Regions from separate parts of the Homo sapiens genome. Here all the other regions are linked to region 2. Evidence: chromatin contacts called from ENCODE Hi-C or POLR2A ChIA-PET data. All regions are on one chromosome and are shown on one strand. Each heading gives the region's core, a stretch centred on a gene start or an enhancer-like site at or near the end of the contact. The rest is flanking DNA. Distances are from core to core; before and after follow the strand shown.

The links. Hi-C counts contacts between places; a loop is a spot of excess contacts on that map. ChIA-PET counts read pairs that join two places held with the same protein, here RNA polymerase II (POLR2A). Pooled maps may share reads with other maps.
Region 1: a map of CD8-positive, alpha-beta T cell shows a loop between it and region 2 (4-fold over the local background). The contact joins the promoter of UFSP2 here to the promoter of FLJ38576 in region 2. A Hi-C loop is called at or near these places in 3 of 168 maps with a recorded cell type or tissue (CD8-positive, alpha-beta T cell and naive thymus-derived CD4-positive, alpha-beta T cell), 3 of 37 single-sample maps with no recorded cell type and 14 of 50 pooled maps. POLR2A ChIA-PET finds 5 or more read pairs at or near these places in 1 of 52 experiments (CD4-positive, alpha-beta T cell).
Region 3: a loop to region 2 is called in a map of sigmoid colon, with 3 times the contacts of the local background. The contact joins the promoter of FAT1 here to the promoter of FLJ38576 in region 2. A Hi-C loop is called at or near these places in 1 of 168 maps with a recorded cell type or tissue (sigmoid colon) and 5 of 50 pooled maps. POLR2A ChIA-PET finds 5 or more read pairs at or near these places in 1 of 52 experiments (H1).

Annotation. Positions count from the first base shown.
Region 1 is chr4:185,423,485-185,427,876 of GRCh38, forward strand. It overlaps UFSP2 (UFM1 specific peptidase 2), which reads right to left and starts at 2,480. Exons shown (of 12, transcript NM_018359.5): 1 at 2,382-2,480. The coding sequence starts at 2,384. CFAP96 (cilia and flagella associated protein 96) reads left to right here and starts at 2,770. Exons shown (of 8, transcript NM_001114357.3): 1 at 2,770-2,912. RefSeq lists enhancers at 2,244-2,353, 2,424-2,783.
Region 2 is chr4:186,190,066-186,194,237 of GRCh38, forward strand. FLJ38576 (a long non-coding RNA gene) reads right to left here and starts at 1,425. Exons shown (of 1, transcript NR_046264.1): 1 at 1-1,425. It overlaps CYP4V2 (cytochrome P450 family 4 subfamily V member 2), which reads left to right and starts at 1,502. Exons shown (of 11, transcript NM_207352.4): 1 at 1,502-1,972. The coding sequence starts at 1,759. RefSeq lists a silencer at 1,299-1,828.
Region 3 is chr4:186,721,621-186,725,812 of GRCh38, forward strand. It overlaps FAT1 (FAT atypical cadherin 1), which reads right to left and starts at 2,236. Exons shown (of 27, transcript NM_005245.4): 1 at 2,044-2,236. RefSeq lists enhancers at 1,677-2,178, 2,679-3,678.

The DNA of each region.
Region 1 (4,392 bases), core at 1,230-3,729, 770 kb before region 2:
TTAGTCTAAGAAAAATCTGAAAAACACACAAAGATTCGGGTACATGGATATTAACCTAACTGCCAACAATAGATTGGTTAAAAAAAATAGGAATATCATATAGCCATAAAAAAATCATGTTTTTGCTGAAAATTAAAAGGCACAGGACAATGCTTACAACTTATAAAGGGAAAAGAGCACTTGCAAAATGGAACTAATCAGTTCTTTACTTGGATCCATATACTGTTTCAGGTAGTTGATGATATATCACAAATGACATGTATCATTGTTTGTGTACACATATATACACACACAGATACACATATTCATACATATATACATACATATATACACACACACACACACGAGAGAAAGAGACAGGAAGGGAGAAAGAGAGCGGGAGATTTCTTTTGGGAAGAGGTTTCAAAAATTTCATGAGACTCTCAAAACATATCTCTCAAACAGGCTGAAGAACCATAGTACACACTAAGACCCCTATTTTGAAATAAATGAATAAGTACTAACATTTACTGAGCTCTTCAAATGTAAAACACAGGCAGGGTGCAGTGGCTCACGCCTGTAATCCCAACACTTTGGGAGGCAGAGGCAGGAGGATCACTTTGAGCCCAGGAGTTAGAGACCAGACTGGGCAACATAGGAAGACCCCCATCTCTACCAAAAAAAAAAAAAAAAATTAGCTGAGTGTGGTGGTCTGCACCTGTAGTCCAGCTACTCGGGAGGTTAAGGTGGGAGGACTGCTTGGGCCGGGGAGGTCAATGCTACAGTGAGCCATGATCACACCACTGCACTCCAGCCTAAGCAACAGAGCAAGATCTTGTCTCCAAAAAACAAAATAAAATAAAACAAAAACATGTAAAAGGCACTATGCTAAACATACATACTTACTCCAATCCTCAGAACAGTATTAAATAGGTACCAATACAGTTTTTCTCATTTTACAAATCCTTTGTCACATTTCTATAAGGGTCACTGTTTTTATTTATTCTAAAATTGTAATCTTTTGAAAGATCATATACCCTTTGTCCCAATTCTACTTCTGAGAATTTATTCTAAGGAAACAATCAAGAAAGTTCAGGACAAATTTAGCTTCATGTTGTCCATTTATTCTACCGTTGTTCATCACAGAAAAATAAATGGAAACCACTTAAATAGCTATTAATAAGAAATCAGTTAAATAAAGAATACTACCAAACAAACTAGTATGTACCCATTTAAATAAAAAATATTTAAAGATACTGAAGATAAAAGTTAGACAGGAAAGAACAAATTTTAACTCTGCTACTTACTGTACAATTTTACACAATTTAACTTATCACTTAAGTCTGTTTCTCTTCTGTAAAACTGGAAAAATACACAACTTCCCAGGGTTGTTATGAAGATTCCACAAGACATCATTCATAAAAGCACTAGTCTTCCTAGACTTCCGAATTAGCTGAGATACTCTCTGAAGAAATAATACTGAGGCTGAGATCTGAAGGGTGAGTGAAGGTGCAATAGCCCATTCCAGGCAGGGCCATCGATGAGTGAAGATCTGCTTAAAAGACCACTTAGGTGACTACCCCAGATGGATAGATCTCAAGGCCAAGGATGGTAAGAGTGGCGACAGTGACAACAGACAGACATTTAGAAGTAGCATCTATAGGACTTGATTATTGACTGCATGTCGGGGAGTTGAGAAGAGGGAGATGTCAAGGATGATTTCCAGGTTTTGGGCAGGCACAACAGGATGTATGGTGGTGCCATCTACAGAGTTGGGGGTTCCTGGAGGAAGAGCAGGTGTGGGCTGTGGGGAAGTGGAAATGCTCAGTTTGGAACTTGCTGAGCTTGAAATACATATGAGCTATCCAAGTGGAGGCACGGTTAGCAGATTTGTGGGTCTGGAGCTCAGAAGAAAGGTCTAACTTAGAGATAAAATTTTAGGAGAACGCATAGGGTGTAAAGCGTCCCTGAAGAGCACCACCATTTAGGATAGGGATTGGAGAACCTTGCTGAGCAATGAGACAGGAGAGAAACCAGGGGAGGGAAATACCACGGGAACTAGGGGAATATAATATCCGAAGAAAGTTGCGCCTGTCCCAGGTTAAGCCCTTCTTGCAAGGCTTCAAAAACGCCGAAGTCTCTCAAAATACTTTCACACAGAGAAGTAGCAGGGGGTGCGTGTCCAAGGTGGCCGAGGCGGGGTGCACACTTGTGTAGGGCACTTTCCCCCCGGCCCAGCGCGGAGACAGGCGAACTGGAGAGCCGCCCTGCCCACGCAGCTCGCAGCTGCCATCTTGGACCCCGGCAGGACCAGCTCCTTTCAGGCGCTGTGAAGCCCGCTCGTGGCGGCTGCCAAAGTCCGGGGAAAAACACAGGGGTCGGTGACGAGCAGAGATACTCACCATGTCCGCGACGTGGCGGTGACACGGGCGCTGACGCCTGCCCAAAAGTTCCGGGGGCCGGCCCTGAAGTGGTGTCACCGCACGGCCCAGGGGCGGGGCCCGGGCGGACCAACTACAACTCCCGACATGCTCGGCGGCATGACGTCACGGAGCGTACCACACCGCAGTCCCTCGCGGACGGCGAGGCGGGGCGGGTAGCCGAAGACTTATGTTTGGTAAATTCTATTAGTTAAGTCTTTTCTGTCCTACAGAAGCTCACACATCCTTCTGTGTGTTCTTCGATGCGGATTCGAATCTCCTCGTATCCTCCCACAGCGTGCTTGGAATGGATTCTCCCGTACCCGGGGCAACACATCACACAATAAACGCCAGCTGTGGTGGAACGTGCAGAGGCGCTGCGCAGCCCAGGCGTGTCGCGCGCTTGGGAACCCTCGCCGCTCCCGCAGCGCAGTTAACGTGGACAAGCTGGGGCAACCTGGACGAGCTGGGGCAACCTGATCTCGGCTGTCGGAGTGGGTGTCCTCAAGAAAGGTGACTTGGTCCTCGCGGACGCCAGGTGTTGCCCCTTAGATACCTGCCACCTCCCAGCCTCCGTTTCCTCTCTGGGAAACAGACTCCTCATCACCTCCTCCAGTTTTCTGCCCCTTCTTCACCTCTCCTGACGCTCCATCCGTACCTTTTGCAAGGGAACGTGCCATAATTCGGCTATGCTCTATTTTCTTGTCTAATAGATTGTAAGCTCCTTGCGGGCAGCATCTATGCCTTCTTAAATCTGTTTCTAGTTTCTACCAGCAAGCTTGCCCCGAAGGGGATTGCAGAATATCTGTTAAATAAGTGAATGAATAATTTTGTAAATGTTGCTCAATAAGAGTTAAGTAGTGGCGGGCCGGGCGCGGTGGCTGACGCCTGTAATCCCAGCACTTTGGGAGGCCAAGGCAGACGCATCACCTGCGCTCACGAGTTCGAGGCCAGCCTGGGCAAAATGGTGAAACCCCTGTCTCTACTAAAAATACCAAAAAAAAAAAAAAAAAAAAAAAAAAAAAAAAAAAATAGCCGGGCATGGTGGCGGGTGCTTGTAGTCCCAGCTACTCGGGAGGCTGAGACAGGAGAATCGCTTGAACCCGGGAGGCGGAGGCTGCAGAGAGCCAAGACAGCTCCACTGCACTCCTAGCCTGGGCAACAGAGAGAGACTCCGTCTCAAAAAAAAAAAAAAATTAATAAGAAAAAAGTTAAGTGATGGGAAAGTTCTAGGCAAGAATTTCTTCCCTCCCTCCTCCCTGGCTCGCTTGTGTGCCGGGAGCTGCGCAGATGCGGGGATACCGTGAGAGGGAGGAACCTGTCTCAGCTCCTGCCCTTGTGCCGTGGAGCTTTGAAATATAAGGTAAATGAAAGTACTAAATCTTGACTGAAGTTTGGTTTTAAAGCATCTCTGATTAATGGAAGAGGTAGGATGTGGGGAAGGGCGTTGTATTTAGTTATGTTTCAGTTTAAAATGAATCTTCACTTGCCCCTTTGGTGTTACGTATTAGCAATGATTCATGCTCAGGTGAGCCAGTTTCAGGCAGGCTTGCAGAGAGGCACTCAAACAGCTTGCTTTAAATTTAAGGTAAAAGGCCGGGCGCGGTGGCTCACGCCTGAAATCCCAGCACTTTAGGAGGCCGAGGCAGGTGAATCACTTGAGGTCAGGAGTTTGAGACCAGCCTGACCAACATGGTGAAACCCCGTTTCTACTAAAAATACAAAAATCAGCCGGGCGTGGTGGCAGGTGCCCGTAGTCCCAGCTACCTGGGAGGCTGCGGCAGGAGAATTCCTTGAACCCAGGAGGCGGAGGTTGCAGTGAGCTGAGATAGCGCCTCTGCATTCCAGCCTGGGCGACAGAGCGAGACTCCATCTTAATAAGCAAAGAAATAAATAAATTTAAGGTAAAAGGTTCTTACCAGCCGGGCGCGGTGGCCCACTCCTGTAATCCCAGCACTTTGGGAAGCCGAGGCAGGTGGATCACCTGAGGTCA
Region 2 (4,172 bases), core at 175-2,674:
TTTTCTTTCTAATTTTAGATTCAAGAGCACATGTGCAGGTTTGTTAAATTTGCCTGACGCTGAGGTTTGAGTTTCTATTGATCCCCTCACCTGAATAGGGAACACAGTACCCAATACACAGTTTTTCAACCATTACTCCCCTTCCTTCCTCCCCCTATTTTAGAATCCCCAGTATGTAGACAAATTGTTTACTTTTATAGCTGTAATTAACCTTATTATAGCTCAGCCTCAACCCTTTAGAGAGGAGGAAACTAAAGCCCATGAGACTTGCTTAAAGATACTAAGTGAACATATTTATTTTTTAAAGTGTTAAAGTGATTAAACAATGTAGACGTGAATGAAATAAAAAGCGTAAGTTCCCCATCTTCATTCCCACTCCATAGAGCTGATCAGTATTTTTACTTGCAGACATTAGTGGAGCCGTAGAGAAAGAAACCTTTTCTCCAAAAGAAGGCATTACTTTACACACTCCGTTCTGCAACTTGTTTTGTTCACTTGCTATTTCACGTCAGCCCATGCAGATGACTTAAAACAAATTCAAATGGAGAAAAGCCTTAGGCATGTTTTTCTCTGCACTAAAGAGGCCCTGCAGGTGGCTGTGGCCAACTTATGCAGTGGCTTCGAGTGAACGAACGTAATTAGTAATTAAGCAAAGCGGGCATCCAGGACATTCAGTTTCATCTTCCTGGCACTTTAGTGTTTAGGAAGGGCCTGGCCTCTCGGGGAGCGACACTCCTCGCCCGGCCACTTTGTAAGAAGCATCGAGCGTGGAAAAGGGGCTGGGGTCAGCACTGGGGCCCTCTGCCGGGAAGAGAGACTGGCGGCCAGCACACGCGTCTCCCCAGGCTGAAATGGGGCACCCTCTCGCGGCCCTTCCCTCCCTTCCCGGGCTGGGTGGCAGGTCTTGGCTCTTCTGCGAGTACCCCGCGGCTGCGGTCTCCCGGCACCCGCTGAGCAGCCTCGCCCGCCTTCCTCTCCCACCCGCCCCTGCGTGCTCTCCGGGGCTCCGGCTTCCTCGGTCTGGTGCCTGGTGCGTATTTTGGAAAATACCTGGCTCATAACCACCTCATTGAGCTCCCAGTGTCCCAGTGGGCCAGCGGACACACACGGGTAGCTGACTTCCCTAACGTGTCCCCAAAGCCTCCCTGGATTACAGCGCCCGCTGCTCCATGTGACCCCGCGGGAGCCAGGACGCGCCCCGCCTCCCGGGGCTGCAAGTTGCGCAGGGAGCGAGCGATGCGCAGCAGAGCTGGGCTCCGAGCCGGATGCGCCTTCCTTTCCTCTCCAGAGCAGGCTGCCCGCCCGCGGAATCCCGCACGTAGAGCAACCTCGCAGCACCCTCAGAACAGCCCCGCTGGGGCGCGCCGGGCTGCCGCGGTGACCTTTCCGACGCCCCTGACCCCGCATCCGGAGGCGGCCGGAAGTGTCGCCGGCCTCCTCCCGGCGCAGCCTCCGGGCCTCCAGTGCAATCACTACGCCCTGGGGCCCGGAAACCGTTTTCCGGTCTTTCGCTTTCGGCTGGGGCGTGGAGGCCGCGGTGCTGCGTAGGCCGGGCCGGGCGCAGGAACAGCCCCGTGGCGCCCTCTCTGGCCGCCGCCCGGGCGGGAAACGTCGTTCCGGGGACCGGGCGACCCCGCAGCGGGGAGCGCGCCAGGTCCGCGCGGGGAAGTGGGCGGTGTGCGGCCGGCACCGCCTCGCACCACGCCCCCGCGGGCCCGCACTTTCCCGGAGTGCACCCCGCGGCCGCCAGCCGGGGCGATGGCGGGGCTCTGGCTGGGGCTCGTGTGGCAGAAGCTGCTGCTGTGGGGCGCGGCGAGTGCCCTTTCCCTGGCCGGCGCCAGTCTGGTCCTGAGCCTGCTGCAGAGGGTGGCGAGCTACGCGCGGAAATGGCAGCAGATGCGGCCCATCCCCACGGTGGCCCGCGCCTACCCACTGGTGGGCCACGCGCTGCTGATGAAGCCGGACGGGCGAGGTAAGGGCCGGCGCTCCTCCTGGAGCGCAACGGGGTCCGCAGCCCCGTTCCCACCCTCCGATCAGCCAGGAACCCGCTGCTTGTGGCGCTGGCCGCAGGAGAGAGGAGCCTGTCACCCTGTGGAGAATGCACTCCCAGTTCTAGTCGTTGCCCCTTGGCACCCGCCGACACTGCTAGTGCCCCATCCCAAAGTGAGCATTTTCTTTGTGTGTAGCACAGGATGCGGTATTTCCAAACCCCTGCCCTCGGTCTTTTCCCACCTCACCGCTGCTCAGCTCTCAAAGCCCTGCCGTTTCCTCCTGCCTTGGCTTGGGAAGCCTTAGGAACAGAAGCTCCCTGGGAGCACAGAGCGGTTTTAAACTGGCCAACACCTTAACGCCCAGAGCCGCCCTCCTCTCGCTGCCACTTTGGAAAATAAGAGACTAGAGATTCACTGGACGCTTCCTCCCGGCATCACAAGACTTGACTGCTGCTTCAGTTCCCGCTTGACCTTCATACTTTAGCCCTTTAAAGGATGTTACATAATAACAATTAAGAGACGGCAGGGCCTTCAGGCAGACTTCTTTGGAGGGTGTCAAACGCCTTGTTTATTAAAGAGTGAATTTTTTAATTAAAATCATGTTTTAAAACAGAGATGGACATTTTATTGATGGAAAAAAATCACGTTAAGTTAGAAAGCTCTCAAAAGTACCTGGTATTTACAACTCCCTGTCAGGGAGGGCGAACTCGATCTCAGAGTTTTATTTTCATCAGGGATTACGTTGAGGTACCCAGAAATGAGAAGATTTGCCCAAAATGGCATATTTTAAAATTGGCCCAGACCAGAACCCAGTTTCCTCTGGGATTATTTGTTAGTAATCGTTTTACAGGCTGAGCATTAACTAACTCCAAAGCTTGAAGGACTTTTTCTCATTTTCACTTGTTTTCTCTAATAAAAATAATGCTGTAATTTCAACTTCACAAGATGAGGCCTCATGGAAGAGTGTTTACCAAAATATTAAAAATACTTTGACAGAAAAAAATCAAGCGAACTCTTTGCCAACCAAATATCATCATGACTGATGTAACAAGTAATCCAACACAGATATGAAAATCACACTGGTAAAAATCATCTCAGTTAATTCTAAAAGCAGAGCTAACCACCCCTTTTGTCCTAAGGCTTTATGGTATTAAAAAATAAACTGTACAAAAATATAGATTTTCCCCTATCCCCTACCCCTGGAAAGTAATATACTGAAGTCTCATCATACTGTTTTGGGGATTCCAGTAATTAAAATCTCTAGTGAATAAAGACCTGTTTCAAAACAACCTGTGAGCTGACTGGACTATTTAAAGTAATTCTCCTTGTAGTCACTTTCAGAGTGAAGACAATGACGAATACTGTCTTTTACAAAGGGACTTTTTATTCCACCAACAAATTCTGGATTTTGGCATCAGGAAAACCACTGTTCAATTTCCAACACTATATCCAAGTTGTTTGAGAAATTATTTAAAACTCTTTAACTTAGAGGGTTTTCTTTCTCCTTTACTTGTTAAAGTGACTATATTACAGAGTCACTTTAAGGATTAAATTTATTGCATGCAAAGTTTCTAGATCACTGTCTAGAAGTCAGTTAGAGTAAGTTCTTTAGTTGTCAATCAAGCATTTAGTAAGGCCCTGCTTTGTGCCCAGTGTTGACCTCAACAAAGTTGGGGATATCAGAATATTCTAAGATACAGTCGTTGTTCCCAAGAATCTTGTCTTTCACATACAAGAGGTGTTGCGTTTCATTTTGCGGCTAATGTCCAAACGCTGGCCTCAGCCATTTCACCTTGAAGATTGCAGTTGGCTTCCAACTGGCCTCTAAACTCTAATCTAGCATTTTCCAGTCCATTGTGACAAAGTCTGCCTTCCCCAGCTACTCCCAGCTGTTGGACCTGCTGCCTTAGAACCACAGATTGAGACCTCCCTGTCCCCTCTGTCAGACCAGACCAGGGCAGGCAGTATATTTGCATGACGCAGGATGATTGACACTGGTGATTTCACCCAGCTCCCTTCATAGCAATTTTGACAACTGCTTCATCTGAGAGACATTTGGAAGCAGCATAGTTTATGGTGAAGTTCTGGAGTCTCGCTCGGTACAAGCCAGTTTCCACCATTTACTAGCTCTGTGATACTGGGCAGTCGTTAGAAAGAATGCCCGTTCTGGGACATCAAAAC
Region 3 (4,192 bases), core at 986-3,485, 530 kb after region 2:
ACTAATTTGATTTGGCTGATTGATTCTACGTAAAATCAGCCAAACTTGGGTGGAAAGCAAGCGGGTAAAGTGTTAAAACATAATCTCTAAGATCCTATCCACCTCTAACATTCAAAGAAACGACTGCTTCAAAGGGACCTCAAAGCAAAGTCTAAAGGCAATGGAAAGGTAGAGGATGATCAGGGGAATGAAAACAGAATTAGTTTGTGCATAATTTTTAAAGATTTTTCTTCTCTTCTTTTTCTTTTCTTTTTTTTCCCCAGGCTGAATTGCAATGGCACGATCTCGGCTTACCACAACCTCCGCCTCCCGGGTTGAAGCGATTCTCCTGCCTCAGCCTCCCAAGTAGCTGGGATTACAGGCATGCACCACCACACTCCGCTAATTTTGTATTTTTAGTAGAGACGGGGTTTCTCCATGTTGGTCAGGTTGGTCTCGGACCCCCGACCTCCGGTGATCCGCCCGCCTCGACCTCCCATAGGGCTGGGTTTACAGGCGTGAGGCACTACGCCCGGCCATAATTTTTAAACATTTTTCTGTTGGCACCTGTCCGGACCATGGATTTAAATGATCTACTAACATGATGAGAACCCAACGGGGATACTTCAAAAGAGACAAATGAATATACAGGTGGCCCGAAATGATTTTATAAAGTCCTCTAACAACCACACTTCTTTCCAGAGTGCCAAAGAATTTGGCTCATTTAAGGTGTTCATTTTTCAAAAAATGGTTATACAAATGCAAACTTCATTCAAATCAAACCTTACCTTGAGCTTGTTAAATGCCATGTTTAGCATCACTCAAGGCTTATACCAATTGTTGTTTTAAAAAATTACATAGTGCTTTAAGTATTTTTACATCTTAAATACAAAGGAATAATTCTAACTGTGGAATCAGAGCTGTCTTCCTAAGACAAAAAGACAAAGACAAATATCACAATTAACTATTAACTGGAGAAACACCTTTTCAAACGTCCCTGTAACAACTGGATGTGTTGGACAGCATAACCAAACTCATTAAGAATAGTGTGAAAAACATCACCATTACCTAGTTCTCACACACAGATACCTTCTTAAACTATCGAAACCTGTATCTGAATATACGAAGCATTAAGAATCTGCTTTTGAAAAGGAAATGAATATCTGAAGGTCATTTTCTTTTCAATCTTTTCTCATACTAATAATCACTGTTAATATCCACTTTTAAAAAATCGCCTCTATCAGGCACCCGGGAATTGCTTAACAAAAGCCACTTAATGAAACCACAGTTCAGACAAAAAAAAAAACTTAACTGCATAGAAAATATTTATGAGTTTACTTTCCTAACTCATACAATTGCGTCCTTGTTTCCAAAGCCTTGCAATTCACATCAGCGGGAACAAAAAAATCTAACACACAGCAGAAAGCTGGCTCTCTAAAAGAAAGCATTTTTTTTTAAAGGCAATGAAGGACCAAAAACTCTTTCTTTTAAAAAGATCTTAGAAGTTCCTCCTCCAGAGAAGACAGAAAACACTGACAAACCGCACATTGTGCAGATGTTCAGCCCCGAAATGCAGCCTCGCAGCCCTTCACTCCGCAGTCCACCGGTTGCATCTGCACCTCCGGGCAGCGCTCCTGCAGGGCGCAAACACCCAGAGACCCAGGGACCCGGCAGCCCCGCGCAGGCCTCCCGCGTGCACCGCTCAGCGAGCGGGTCTTTCGCAGACGGCGGGATGCCCCAGGAGACCGCGAGGCCGGCGCAGCCCGGCGAGCTCCCGGAGGGAAGGCGGCGTGTCAGAAAGGATCGGACCCCAGCAATGGCCCCGGATCGGTCCCGCGCGGTCGCCTCCTTTTCCCGCTCCGCCGCCGGGACCCCCCTAGCCAGTGCTGAATTTCCCAACTGGGAAGGACCGAGTCACTCCACCCTCCGGGAAGTCGCGCGCTCATCCGTTTTCGGCAGCGCCGGAGCCCGAGCCGGGGACCGGGCGGACACCCACAGAGTCCGCACCGCAGCGCGCTGCACGCTCTCGCCCCCGCCCGCCGGCCCGCGCCCCAGCGAACTAACCGCAAAGTTGGCCCGAAGTGGCGACGGCGCTCTCGTGGAGCTCACCCGCCGTCTCAGCGCGCCCCCGAGCAGGGACCGGGCCTGCCGGGGCCCTCGCCGGGCTCGCGCGTCCGCATGGTACCTGCCGCACGAGCCGCTCCCGCGCCCTCTCCCCGCGCCCGGCCGCCCAGCTCGGCGCCGGCGCCTCACGCTCCCCGAGCGCAGGAGATCCCTCCGCCCCGGCCCCGCCCGCCGGCGCCGGCGCTCATTTCTCGGGCGCGGAAACTCGAGCCCACTTTCCCCGGCTGCCGGCTCTGGGACCGCGGGCTCGGCCACGCAGTCCCGCCCGGACCCAAAGAGCCCCAGTCCCTGCGAACACCAGGTCCGTGCTGGGAGACGAGAAGGCGCCCAGCGGGGTCTAGCGCGGCTCCGAGGGGCAGGGCGAGGCTTGTGATGCCGAGGTTAGTTACGGCCAGCCACAGGCGCTGTGCAAGGAATTGGGGAAAGCTCCCTGCCAAGAAAGGGAAACGTTAGCTTAGCTAAAAAAAAAAAAAAAAAAAAAAGGCTGGGGCCTAATGAGAAAGCTTCCCAGAGGCATCCCTTTAGCTTTTCCATAGCCTTCTGGGAGCCCCTGAATCTGCATTTGAATGGCGCGGCTCTGGGTCCGCGAAGGTTTGGTGGGCTGAAGTCGTCCTTCAGGTCTCCAAAGGAATGCAGCTAGGTCGGAATCTACTTCCTCCTTCAATCCCCAGAAAATGGAAACGCTTCCCCCGCGACCTTTTTCTGCCGAGTTAGACCCCAGGCCCTCCCCGCCGCGGGCGCCTGGCCTCCCCCGCTGACACCCCGGACGCCCAGGCCTGTGGGACAAAAGGCAGTCGCGGCGTCCCGCGGGCTTCCTAGCCCGGGAGTCGGCCCCAGGGGCCCCAAAGCGTGACCCCAGGCCGACAACTGCAAGTTCCTAGGCAGAGGGGAAGCCCCAGCGCCGAGAAGCCCGCTCCGAGAACTCCCCGCGCCGGGCGCCCAGCCTGAGCGTCCCGGGCGCGGAGCCCATCCCCGGTGCGGGCAGGGCTCCAGCCGCAGGCTCGGCGCAGGGCGGACTCGGCCGAAGCCCGGAGGGCCGGAGGCGCTGGGACGCAGCCCGGACAAGAGGGCGGACTTGATCTCGGAAAGTTTGTGGGACTCAGGCATTTTAACACTGGGAAGACAAAGAGATCCGATTTCCCTGGGACTGGTGAGGGGAGCTTGGCGGGGAGGGGAACGGCAGGGCAGTCAAGTGTGAAAGAGAATTTCCTGGGTTCAAAGTTAACGCAGTCACCTTATAAGCCATCTTAGAGGTGACCGGAAAAAATAATAATAATAAAGGTGTCTAGCAGGTTGTGGCTGGGAAGGAAAAATAATGCCTGCAAGATGAGTGTGCCGATTCGTAGCCCTATATTCCCTGCCCACCAGTTGGAATACACATAGATTCACACATCCAGCAAATGCAAACTCCATCATCCAAAGACGTGTTTGTCCCGGCCATAATTGCTCCAAGTGCTTACAGGTCAATTTCATACATGGAACACCTCGAAAGTGGGTGACCTGATCTCCAAGCCCAACCGGCTTGTGCCGCTTGCCGAATTGTAAATCTCAGCAAAACCCAAACACACCGGAACTCCAGCCGTTTCCTGGGAGCGAGGAAGCGGGAGTAATGCTAAAAGGGGAAAAGAAGAACAGTAAAAAAAGTACAAAGATACCATTCCCTGACGTAAAATCACGGGATTTTTTTTAAATGGCACAAGAGAATTCCTGGAGAAGATTACCATTAATTAATAAGTAATAACGCTTCCTAGGGCTTACTAGATGTTTTACATCTGTCTGGGAATCCCGATTTTCCAGGCTCCCTGAGAAATCTATCTGCCTGGAAGAAGTTGCACTTCGTCGCCACAGGAGCCGCCGAGAGCCAGGGATGGAGATTTCAGACTTAGGACTCTGCCACGATTCTACTGATCCTTAAGCGCCAACAGAACGAAATGGACATGCCTATTAGCTACCACAAATCGAATTATTTTATATGAGAGAGAGAAATGTGGTTCAAGTTCCACATTTGTCCTTTAAATAATCGACCCTCCCTAACCCTGTCCCCAAAGGCTCGTGGAAATTAGGGAGGGGGTTGGGGAGACGGTTCCAG